2 separate regions of the Homo sapiens genome follow, and region 1 is linked to region 2. A link is a loop called in an ENCODE intact Hi-C map of the cell type or tissue named here. Cell type or tissue: endothelial cell of umbilical vein. All regions are shown on one strand. Links, peaks and the distances in the headings refer to the core of each region. The heading gives the core; the rest is flanking DNA.

What was found. Hi-C counts contacts between places; a loop is a spot of excess contacts. Peaks named below come from ENCODE experiments on the same cell type or tissue, not always from the same donor. Only the 100,000 strongest peaks of a DNase experiment are listed, where the experiment ranks them.
Region 1: a loop joins it to region 2, with 11 times the contacts of the local background. A loop is called at or near these places in 2 of 110 quality-filtered maps.

Annotation. Positions count from the first base shown.
Region 1 is chr13:73,752,120-73,757,501 of GRCh38, forward strand. The region is part of intron 6 of KLF12 (KLF transcription factor 12); the gene reads right to left. Among named protein-coding and RNA genes, the nearest start is that of LINC00393, 93 kb to the left of the region's middle. In endothelial cell of umbilical vein, for the core only: a CTCF peak has its summit at 2,783 (motif pointing right); a DNase peak (open chromatin) is centred at 2,792.
Region 2 is chr13:74,112,342-74,117,723 of GRCh38, forward strand. All of the region lies in intron 1 of KLF12 (KLF transcription factor 12), which reads right to left. Among named protein-coding and RNA genes, the nearest start is that of KLF12, 19 kb to the right of the region's middle. In endothelial cell of umbilical vein, for the core only: no CTCF peak of the experiment used is centred there; DNase peaks (open chromatin) are centred at 2,990 and 5,150; H3K27ac peaks cover 2,266 bases.

The DNA of each region.
Region 1 (5,382 bases), core at 134-5,133, 360 kb before region 2:
GTGCAGGCAAATGCCACTGCACTCAGCTAATTTTTGTATTTTTTGTAGAGATGGGGTTTTGTCATGCTGGCCAGGCTGGTCTTGAACTCCTGAGCTCAAGAGATCCATCTGCATTGGCCTCCCAAAGTGTTGGGATTACAGGCATGAGCCATCATGCCCAGCCACCTATTAATATTTGTGGCTCATCCACTGTACATTTTTACAGCCTTTAGTTAATGGTTTGCAGGCATTTTTACCTTCGGATTTTCTTCATCTCAAGAACTGTTCTGTCCCTTAACATCAAATAGACACACCCACACCACACACATGCACCCTGTGGTAACTATCATTTATATGCCAATGGCACCTACCTTTACATCTACGGACTTGCCTTCTGCTCTAAATTCCCAACCACAACCACCAGTTGCTCACACTAAAACTAGGTGTCATCCTTGATTCTTCTCTTCATTTCCTTCCATAAGCAACTGCTGTTTACAGTTTTCAGAACGCATCCTAGTTGCATCCACTTCTCTCCTTCTGTGGATACCATTCTAGTCGTGGCTAGCATGTCTTTCTCCTCAGCCACAGCCTTGGCTTCCTCACTCATTCCCCTGCTCCCTTCCACATATATATTTTTTTTTTTTTGACACAGAGTCTTGCTCTGTCACCCAGGTGTGGCACGATCTCAGCTCACTGTAACCTCTGCCTCCCGGGTTCAAGCAATTCTCCTGCCTCAGCCTCCTAGGTAGCTGGGATTACAGGTGCCCGCCACCATCATTATGTATTTTTTTGTAAAAAATACAAAAATTAGTACTGGCTAATTTTTGTATTTTTTAGTAGAGATGGGGTTTCACTGTATTGACCAGGCTGGTCTCTTACTCCTGACCTTGTGATCGACCCGCCTTGGCCTCCCAAAGTGCTGGGATTACAGGTGTGAGCCACCATGCCCAGCCTCCTTCCACACTCTTACAGCCCTTTCTCCAACAAGCTGCCAGACTAAGCCTGAAACATAAGACTCCACCACTTCACTCTCCTGCTCAAAGTCATCCGCGGTCCCCGTCCCACCCAGACTGCGGACTACATGTTTCTGCTCCCACCGACCTCTCTGAGCTGAGGTTGTTTCACGCTTCCCCTCATTCACTTTTCGTTCCTTGAATGTCCATGTTTGTTCCCATCTGAAGGCCTTTGTGTGAGCTGTTTCTAGCACCTGGAATAATGTGCCCAGACCCTCACCCAGATGGTTCCTTCCTGTCATTCAGCTCCCAGATGCCAAGTCACCTCCTTTCAAGAGGCATTTTCTGGCCAAACCCCTTGGATTGCTTTCTAGTCATCTCCAATCATATCCTCATTACATTTTCATCAAGGCACTTATCACTACCAGATGCTAGCCAGTTGTCACTCTTGCTCCACTACATGGTAAGAAGTGGGGGCCGCATTTGTCTTATTAAATACTGTGCCCCTAGAGCACAGAAAGTGGCTGGATCATTGCAGGCACAATAATTTTACTGAAGAGGGAACAGATGAATGAACACAAATATTCTGGAAAAGTGATAATGCTACCAAGTGTAAAAAAAAAAAAAAAGTCAATCTCTGGCAATTTCAAAAGATGATCAGGTTTGTAAGTGACATAGAACTTAAATACTTAAATTAAGGATTAAAATTAAATACAGGCTAGGAGAAAATAAAGAAGACAAGCAAGTAAAGGCCCACATGGAAGCTAGGCAGAGAAGGGGCTCGACTAATGCATTCTAAGGAAGCAGAAGGGTGTAAGATAGACAAGGAACACTCTGATTGCGATCCTCCCTTTCTAAAAGGTGTTGCTTGGATCTTCTTGTATTTTTTTGGAGCCCTTTTCTCCTTGAAAGCCATCATCAATAGCATTCAATCAAGCCTCCCACTCAGGAGAGGAGAGAGAGGCAGACATGGAAACTCACACACATATTCTCTTCATATTTTCTCACCTTTCTATGCCAATATGTTTTCCTTTAATGCTCCTGGAGGTACCCTTCACATAGAATACGATGTGAATAGTGCCCCCTGGGGTTGTGCAATATGGGTGTCCTGAAAAGAGAGAGTAGCAAGCCAAATGTGGCAGCACCAAATTTCTTGCTACCCAGGCTTCTTTCCATTTAAAAAAATGCTCTGACAATTTTTTAAAATGTTAGGGCTACATCTAATCAATTCCTAACACTCAAAATGAAAACAGGCTCAATTGCATATTGTTCTGGAGACTGGTGCTGCTACGTTTGTTTTTAGGTCTTGGCATAACTTAGGAGAGTCCCAGGGTCCTTTCCTCTGACTGGTGTGCCCGGGACCCTTGCCTCTCATCACGCAGGCCTCTCCTGCTGCTGGCCCTCTCCTGGGAGAAAGGAAAAGAGCATCAGCCACACAATTTGATGAGATCTGTAGTTTAGTGGTGCTTCTGAGAGTATATTTGAAAAAAGATAGCCAAGACTGCGGAAAACACATTCTCTATTAGCCATGGTAATGATGACTTCCAAATAACTGAGATTATATTGTACAGGATGAAGACTTTCAATAACTTAAGTTATTATGACCAGTAACAAGGCTACTGCTGGCAAAAAATGCAAAAACCCACCCAGGTCACCAAAATCTCATGAGGAATATGGAGACACTACTAATGGGGAGTGAAGGGAGATGGAATAAATCTCGTCTCACCTAGAGGCAGAAACTAAGTCACTTGGCTGCATTTCAGTTTAGGATTACATTACATCAATGTCTACTCAAGAATTTTTGAGTATTCACAGCACATTCTCAAAATTTACCAACTTTTACCTCTAGGTGGCAGCAACTTTCCTCTGTTCTTCACATGGTTGCCTTTAGCCTTTGTCTCCTACCTTTAATACAATTCCATACTTCCTTGTCTTTCACAAATAAATGCCTTATGGACTGTGCAGTTTGGGGAAGATTACTGTAAGTCACTTTCACTGTAAGAAATCAGTCCATTCTTCAGTTAAGCTACAAGGTTCTTCAAAGAGTACAATATAATTCAGATCTAAAGCGAAAAATAATAGGTATACCCTTTTCTTTCTCCATACCTATAAACTGCAAACTCTCAGAAAAGCAGCGTTTCTTTTTCTTTTCAGACCTCTGAGGAAAAAAGGCAATGAGTACAGGAATGGAAAAAGAGATGGAATTGGAGAGATTTCTATTTTACAAAAATATCAATTTAATCCTATGATATATCCATTTATGAGGGTGTTCCAAATACATTACAGGATGGAAGAGAAGATTTAAAGAATCACAAAAACATGGTAACATACAAGTACATATTTATGTAATGTATTGAACTGCAGTCCTACCTAAATATACCCTCTAGCTCAGAATTCTCAACTGTTAGGTTTAGGAAAGGCTCGAGAGACCTGAAGGAAATTATAGCCTTGTTTACCCAATGCTGGGCATGTCAATGAATGTCCTAGGTGGTAGTAAGAGATTCCTTTTACATAAAGTTGAAATTTGATTGTGGGCTAATACTTAGGGTTGACAAAGCACTTTCTCTCTTTTTTTTTTTATTTCAATGGGTTTTTGGAGAACAGGTAGTGTTTGGCTACATAAATAAGTTATTTGGTGGTGATTTCTGAGATTTTGGTGCACCCATCACCTGAGCAGTGTACACTGTACCCTCACCACCCCCCCAACCCTTTCCCCCAAGTCCCCAAAGTCCATTCTATGATTCTTATGCTTTTGCGTCCTCATAGCTTAGCTGCCACTTATGAGTGAGAACATACGATGTTTGGTTTTCCATTCCTGAGTTACTTCACTTAGAATAATGGTCTCCTTTTACATTCAGATTGCTGCAAATGCTATTGTTTCATTCCTTTTTATGGCTGAGCAGCCTTCCATACTGTATATATACACCACATTTTCTTTATCCGCTTGTTGACTGATGGGCATTTGGGCTGGTTGCATATTTTTGCAATTGCAAACTGTGAAGCACTTTCTTTCAAGGTGATGCTATGAAGAGTCTTACCTCTTGGGGATTCTTTCAAGACCTAATTTGAATAGTCTGGGTCAGATATCATTTATTTATTGATTTAAGATAAATATAAATATTATTTATCTTAAAGAGCCATAAAGACTAATTTAGCATAAGTGAGAAATTTATACCAGAACCCAGCTTGTAGATCAAAGCTTTATGCATTTCATAGGCAGTTCCTCTGTTTTCTGCCTATCGTATATGTGATATCGCAATAACTACGTATGTTTGGTTTTAAAGGCTGCATTTTTAAATATGTGATGCCAAGTAGGGTTTTAGAGAAATGAAGGTTCAAAGTGATTAAGATCAACACTCTTAGGTTTCAAGGAGAATGCTGTCTATTTTGACTGAACATCCTTCATACATTTTGGCTACTCGATAACTAAGAGTAAGACCAAGGAGAAAGGACCTAGTAACTAATGATAGAGTGCTTTCACTTTCTAAAACGTAAGGCATTACGACCTTATGGAAAGCGTTAAAGCTTGTCATGGAAAAGCTACTACCCTTACGAGAGCTTTCAGGTAATTTAAAGGTAGGGCAAATTGATGGTTCTAATTTATAAAGAGTAGTCTTTCCCATCATTTTTTGGTACTAACACTTTTCCTTTGGGAAACTACTCCCACCTCATCTCATCTTTGTAGGATTGTAACCAAGGGCTGGGCACCTAACCCAGGACCAATCATACTCTAGCTTCCTCTATTGTGATTATTGAGGAGGTGACACAGAGGAACTAGAGCTGACCCCTCCCAGGCCTGTACCTGCTGATTAAATCTTGCTCCCTGGACCCTGGGTGCTGTCCTGGCTCCTGTGTTTCCTGAGGCCCAGATCCTCTTCTTTACTTTTGTCTCCATATAACCTACCTTATGTCCTGAAAAATCACCTTTTGCTTAAGGCAGCCATATTCAGTTAGTTTCCATTACTTCCAACAAAAGAACCCCATCTATACAGCATACATTATTTGGGTGATGGATACTCTAAAAGCCCTGACTTCACCTACACAATCCTATGCATGTAACAAAATTACACTTGTATCTCATAAATTTACACAAAAAAAGAACTTCATCTGATAAAAGGGACTAAACTAAATGAATATTTAGACAGAGATAACAGCCACAAGTAGACAGTGGATTTCAGCAGGGTCCTCAGCCCCTTAGCTATTAGTTAGCTGAGGGCTTATGTAAAACAGCTGTGACAAAACCTGTGTGATTCTGAGTTGGTTTAAATCTTTTTTATAAATACGTTGCACGCTATCTATTGCTCTCTTAAAACTAATTTAAAGAAATGTATTATTAGGATACTGGTCTTACCTTAGGCAAATCTTGTACTATGCCAAGAAATGTAATAAATAGCTAGTTTCAGGGAAATTACTAAGAAACTTTATGAAGATCTGGTGGTCAACTGAGAAA
Region 2 (5,382 bases), core at 304-5,303:
GCCTTATTTTGTTACATTCCATTTTACTGCACTTTGCAGATATTGTCTGTGTGTGTGTGTGTGTGTGTGTGTGTGTGTTTTGTTTTGATTTGTTTTTTTACAAATTAAAAGTTTTTGGCAATGTTGAGTCGAGCATGTCTGTTAGTGCCATTTTTCCAACAGCATGTGTCACATTTTGGTAATTCTTGCAATGTTTCAGACTTTTCTATTATTGCATCTGTATTGGTGACCTGTGATCTTTGATGTTACTATTGGGACTGGCTTCGGGGCAACACAAACCCTGACCTTCTAAGACAGTGAACTTGATAAATAGATGTTGTGTGTGTTCTTACTGCTCCACCAACTGGCAATTCCTTCATCTCTCTCCCGGAGACTTAACAACACTAAAATTGGGCCAATTAATAAACCTCAAAGGCCTCTAAGTGTTCAAGTAAAAGAAAGCATCACCTGTCTCTTACTTTAAATCAACACTAGAAATGAGTAAGTTTAATGAGGGAGGCAGGATGAAAGCAGACAGACCGAAAGCCAGGCCTCTTGTGCCAAAGAGCCAAGTTGTGAATGCCAAGCAAAAGTTCCAGAAGAAAATTGAAAGTGTTACTCCATCAAAAACATGAATAAGAAAACGAAACAGCTTTAATGCTAATGACGGAGAAAATCTGAGTGGTCTGGATAGAAGCTCAAACCAGCCACAACATTCCCTTAAACCAAAGCCTAATCCAGGTCAAGCTCCTAACTCTCTTTAATTTTGCAAAGACCAAGGGAGGTGAGAAAGTTGCGTTGGAAGCCGGAAGAGTTTGGTTCATGAGGTTTAAGAAAAGAAGCCATCTGCATAACATAAAGGTAGAAGGTGAGGCAGCAAATGCTGATGGGGAAGCTGCAACAAGTTATCCGGAAGATCTAGCTAAAATCACTGATGAAGGTGAATATACTAAAAAACAAAAACAAACAAACAGATTTTCAATGTAGACAAAACAGCAACCTATCGCAAGAAGACGCCATGGAGGACTTTCATATAGTTAGAGAGGAGAAGTCAATGACTGGCTTTACAATCTCAAAGCACAGGCTGACTGTTAGGGAATAATGTATCTGGTGACTTTAAATTGAAGCCAATGCTCACTCACTATTCTGAAAAATTATGCTAAATCTACCCTGCCTGTGCTTTATAAATGGAACAACAAAGCCTGGATAATGGCACATCTACTTACAGCATGGTTTATTAAATACTTCAAACTTACTATTGAGATGTACTGCTCAGAAAAGATTCCTTTCAAAATATTACTGCTCGTTGACAATGCACCTAGTCACCCAAGAGCTCTGACACAGACGTATGTAGAACTAGATTAAAGCTGTTTTCATGCCTAACACAACATCCTTTCTGCAGCCCAAGGATCAAGGAGTTACCTCAACTTTCCTTATTATTTAAGAAACACGTTATGTAAAGATATACTTGCCATAGATAGTGGCTCCTCTGATGGATCTGGGCAAAGTAAATTGAAAACCTTCTGGAACTGATTCATCATTCTAGATGTCCTAAGAATATTTGTGATTTATGCAAGGAGGTCAAAATATCAACATTAGAAGGAGTTTAGAAGAAGCTGATTCCAACCCTCACGGATGACTTGGAGAAGTTCAAGAGTTCAGTGGAATAAGTAACTGAAGATGTGGTAGAAACAGCAAGAGAAATAGAATTAGAAGTAGAGCCTGAAAATGTGACTTAATTGCTGCAATCTCACAATAAAACTTTCATGGATGAGGAGTTGCTTCTTACAAACAAAGTAAGTGGTTTCTTGAGTTGGAATCTACTCCTGGTGAAGATGCTGTGAACACTGATGAACTGCCATGGCCACCCCAACCTTCAGAACCACCACCCCGATCAGTCAGCAGCCATCAACATCCAAGCAAGACCCTCCACCAGCAAAAAGATTATGACTCATTTAAAGTTCAAAAGAATGTTAGCATTTTTTAGCAATGAAGTATTATTAATTTAAGGCATGTAGGTTTTTTTTCATCACAATGCTATTTTGTGCTTAATAGGTCATTATAATGTAAACATAACTATTATGCTTTGGGGAAATAAACAAAATTCTAGTGACTTGCTTTATTGAGATATTTGCTTTATTGTAGTGGTCTAGAACCAAACCTACAGTATCTCTGAGGTATGCCTATAATTAAGGTCTTATATGTGGGTCACTGACATCATACTACACTCTAAGCTGCCAAAGAGATTGAGTCAGAAGATTAATGGATGAAGTATGAATGAAAGGCAATTTTTAAAATATCTTTAATAATATTTACAGCAGAGACACACTATTAAAATCTGAGATATGGCAGCATCAAGTTGTCAACGTGGGTTCCAGAAATTGATCTACCCTCAATACTTGAAAATACTGAAGTTTTAGATGGGTGTTCATCTCACAGATGGGGTTTAAAGGAGCATAACGTGCTATTTCATACACATGTCCCCCTCCCTCTAATCCTCCACTCCCTTTTTGCCAGAAATAGTCTTACACGTCATTCAAACACAGAAGAAATGCTTCTTTCTCAATGAATACTCTAAATCATGGGGCCCCAACCCCCGGGGCCATGGACCAGTACCTGTGAACTGTGCATGAGAAGGATCTAGGTTGCATGTTCCTTATGAGAATCTAATGCCTGACGATCTAAGGTAGAAACCATTCCCACTCTTTCCCAGTCTGTGGGAAAATTGCCTTCCATGAAACCAGCCCTGGTGCCAAAAGGGTTTGGGGACCACTGTTCTAAATCCTCCAAATTAACAAAGTTAGTTATCCCCTTCAAAGCTTTCAGAACTTTCTGTACAATTATTTTTTATAGAACTTGTAATACTGTATTATATTTTTGTTTACTTTTCAAAGATTTTTGAATTCCTGGTAGCAAAGACCTTATAACCACTAACATTTCACATAATACATTGCCCATAGTGAGCTGATTAATTTCCTGTGGCTGCCCTAACAATTTTCCACAAACCTGATGACTAACAACAGAAATTATTCTCTCACAGTTGTAGAGAAGGGGAAAAGCAAGGCCATAACTCCTTCAAAGGCTCTAGAAAAGAATCTTTTCCACCGGGCATGGTGGTTCACTCCTGTAATCCCAGCACTTTGGGAGGCTGAAGCAGGTGGATCACCTGAAGTCAGGAGTTCGAGACCAGCCTGGTCAACAGGGTGAAACCCTGTCTCTACTAAAAATACAAAAATTAGCCAGGCGTGATGGCAGGTACCTATAATCCCAGCTATTCGGGAGGCTGAGGAAGGAGAATCACTTGAACCTGGGGGACAGAGGTTGCAGTGAGTCAAGATCATGCCACTGTACTCCAGCCTGGGCGACAGAGTAAAACTCTGACAAAAAAAAAAAAAAAAAATCTTTTCCTTGCCTCTTGCAACCTCTGGTGGCTGCTGGCACTAGTTGGTATTCCTTGGCTTGTAGCCACATCCTTACAACCCCTGCCTCTGTATTCTTATTGCCTTCTCCTCCTCTGACGCTTGTAAGGACACTTGTCACTGAATTTAGAGCTTACCTGAGAAATCCAGGATGTTCTCATCTCACATCTTTAACATAATTACACGTGCAAAAACCACCTTCCAAACAAGGCAATATTCACATATTCCCAGGATTCACACGTGGGTATATCTTACTGAGATTTACCATTCCACACTCTATCGCTGCCATACAGTAAACATGTGCTCAGTTTTCTTACCTTACACCCACATGAAATAAACTTATAGATAAACCCAAAAATGAGGAAAAGTGGAAACAGGAAAACTTAATTTCTTCCCTTCTCTGCTAATATCCTCTTTGAAAAGGAACCACTGAGGCATAGCCAGAAAGCTTCACCAGCATTTTTTTTACTAAGAAATTACTAAGGATTACTTAACACAATGCCCAATGACAGATCACTGGAGACCATTTCTTTGCTCCTAGGGAAAAAAGGCCAGAGATATATTTTCTTCCTCACAAAGAAACACTCTTATTCACATCGAGTGGGAACCTGCTTTAAGTGAAGTTTCAATTTCTTTAAATTCTTTATACGTGGCCATGAACATTTTACAGCACGTGTAGTTTTACATGAATGGTAGAAAGCCAAACTACTAAGAATTTATCCTTACAGGAAATTTAAGTGTTTAAAGCCTTACCTCTCAAGATTTTAGGCTTTCATTTGAAACACAATCCCTTGCACATCATGAACATTCACTGAGAATAAGTTGATTCCCATGGCTATGATTGTTTCCTAGACACAGTTTAAGATGTCATAGCAGAACTTTTCAGAAAGTATTTTAATCTTACAAAGATCAAAGACTGCTATGATCTTCAAATTAGGGTTGGAAACTAGGATAGAAATTTCAAAACTTCTATAAACTATAATTAGGCCTGAAATAATTGTTCTATTCAAGGTTTACATTATTAACTGAAGGGACCAATTAACTATTAATATAGTACTATCTAGCAGATTATAAAATAATGCTGGCAATATAATGTATCCATAGACTCAAACTCTTCAAATAAAACATCCCTAATATCCCACCATACCAGGGAACCAAGATAATGAAAAGTTAGCCAAGAGCAAACGTAAGAAAAATGTCAATCAACTTGCTGCAAGATTTGGTAAAAAATCTATTTTCTCTACTCTTATCGCAACATAAGTTATGAAAATTCCAGTCAATTAGCCAAAATAATGTAATAATTTCAAACAGAATTATTGGTATTTCCTCTATTTATCAGTTTATTAAAAAAATAAGGTTTAAAGAAAGACTGATTCTGATCAACTTGATTCACAATTAGAACAGCATCTACCCTGGTAGCAAAAAGAACACTCAGCACCCAGTCCATGGTTTCTAGATATCATTCTACAATGAAATGAGAGACCCTTGAAGGATTGGCTGATTTGGTAGCTGTGGCAGGGAAAATATGAGATGAGCCTGGAGTATCCTGTAATACCAGAAAGTTAACAAAGTATTCAAAAACAAAAGGACAAGGGGATGTCACTGGGCCACAAGAGCAAATCTGAAAGTGGTCTTTGGTCAAAACCAGAAAAATCTAAATAAGAGACTAACACAGTATTAGCTTATGACTCCACATGTAAGATATATACGCATGTACCCATGCCAATATAAATTTAAAAATAAATGGGGGAGAACAAAATAATCTATAGAATTCTAAACATGATATGTAGTTATTCCTTAAGAGTAGGCAAGACTTAGTGACTCACTTCCACAGAACAGAGTAAGGAAATGGAAAAAAATTACAGTAGAGAAGCTTGGCAAATACCACTTTAACCAAGTAATTAAGGTTAAGATCATCAGTGGTATCTTGTGGATATCATGATATGATACAATGATACCCCGATGTGATACACTGAGAAGGGTT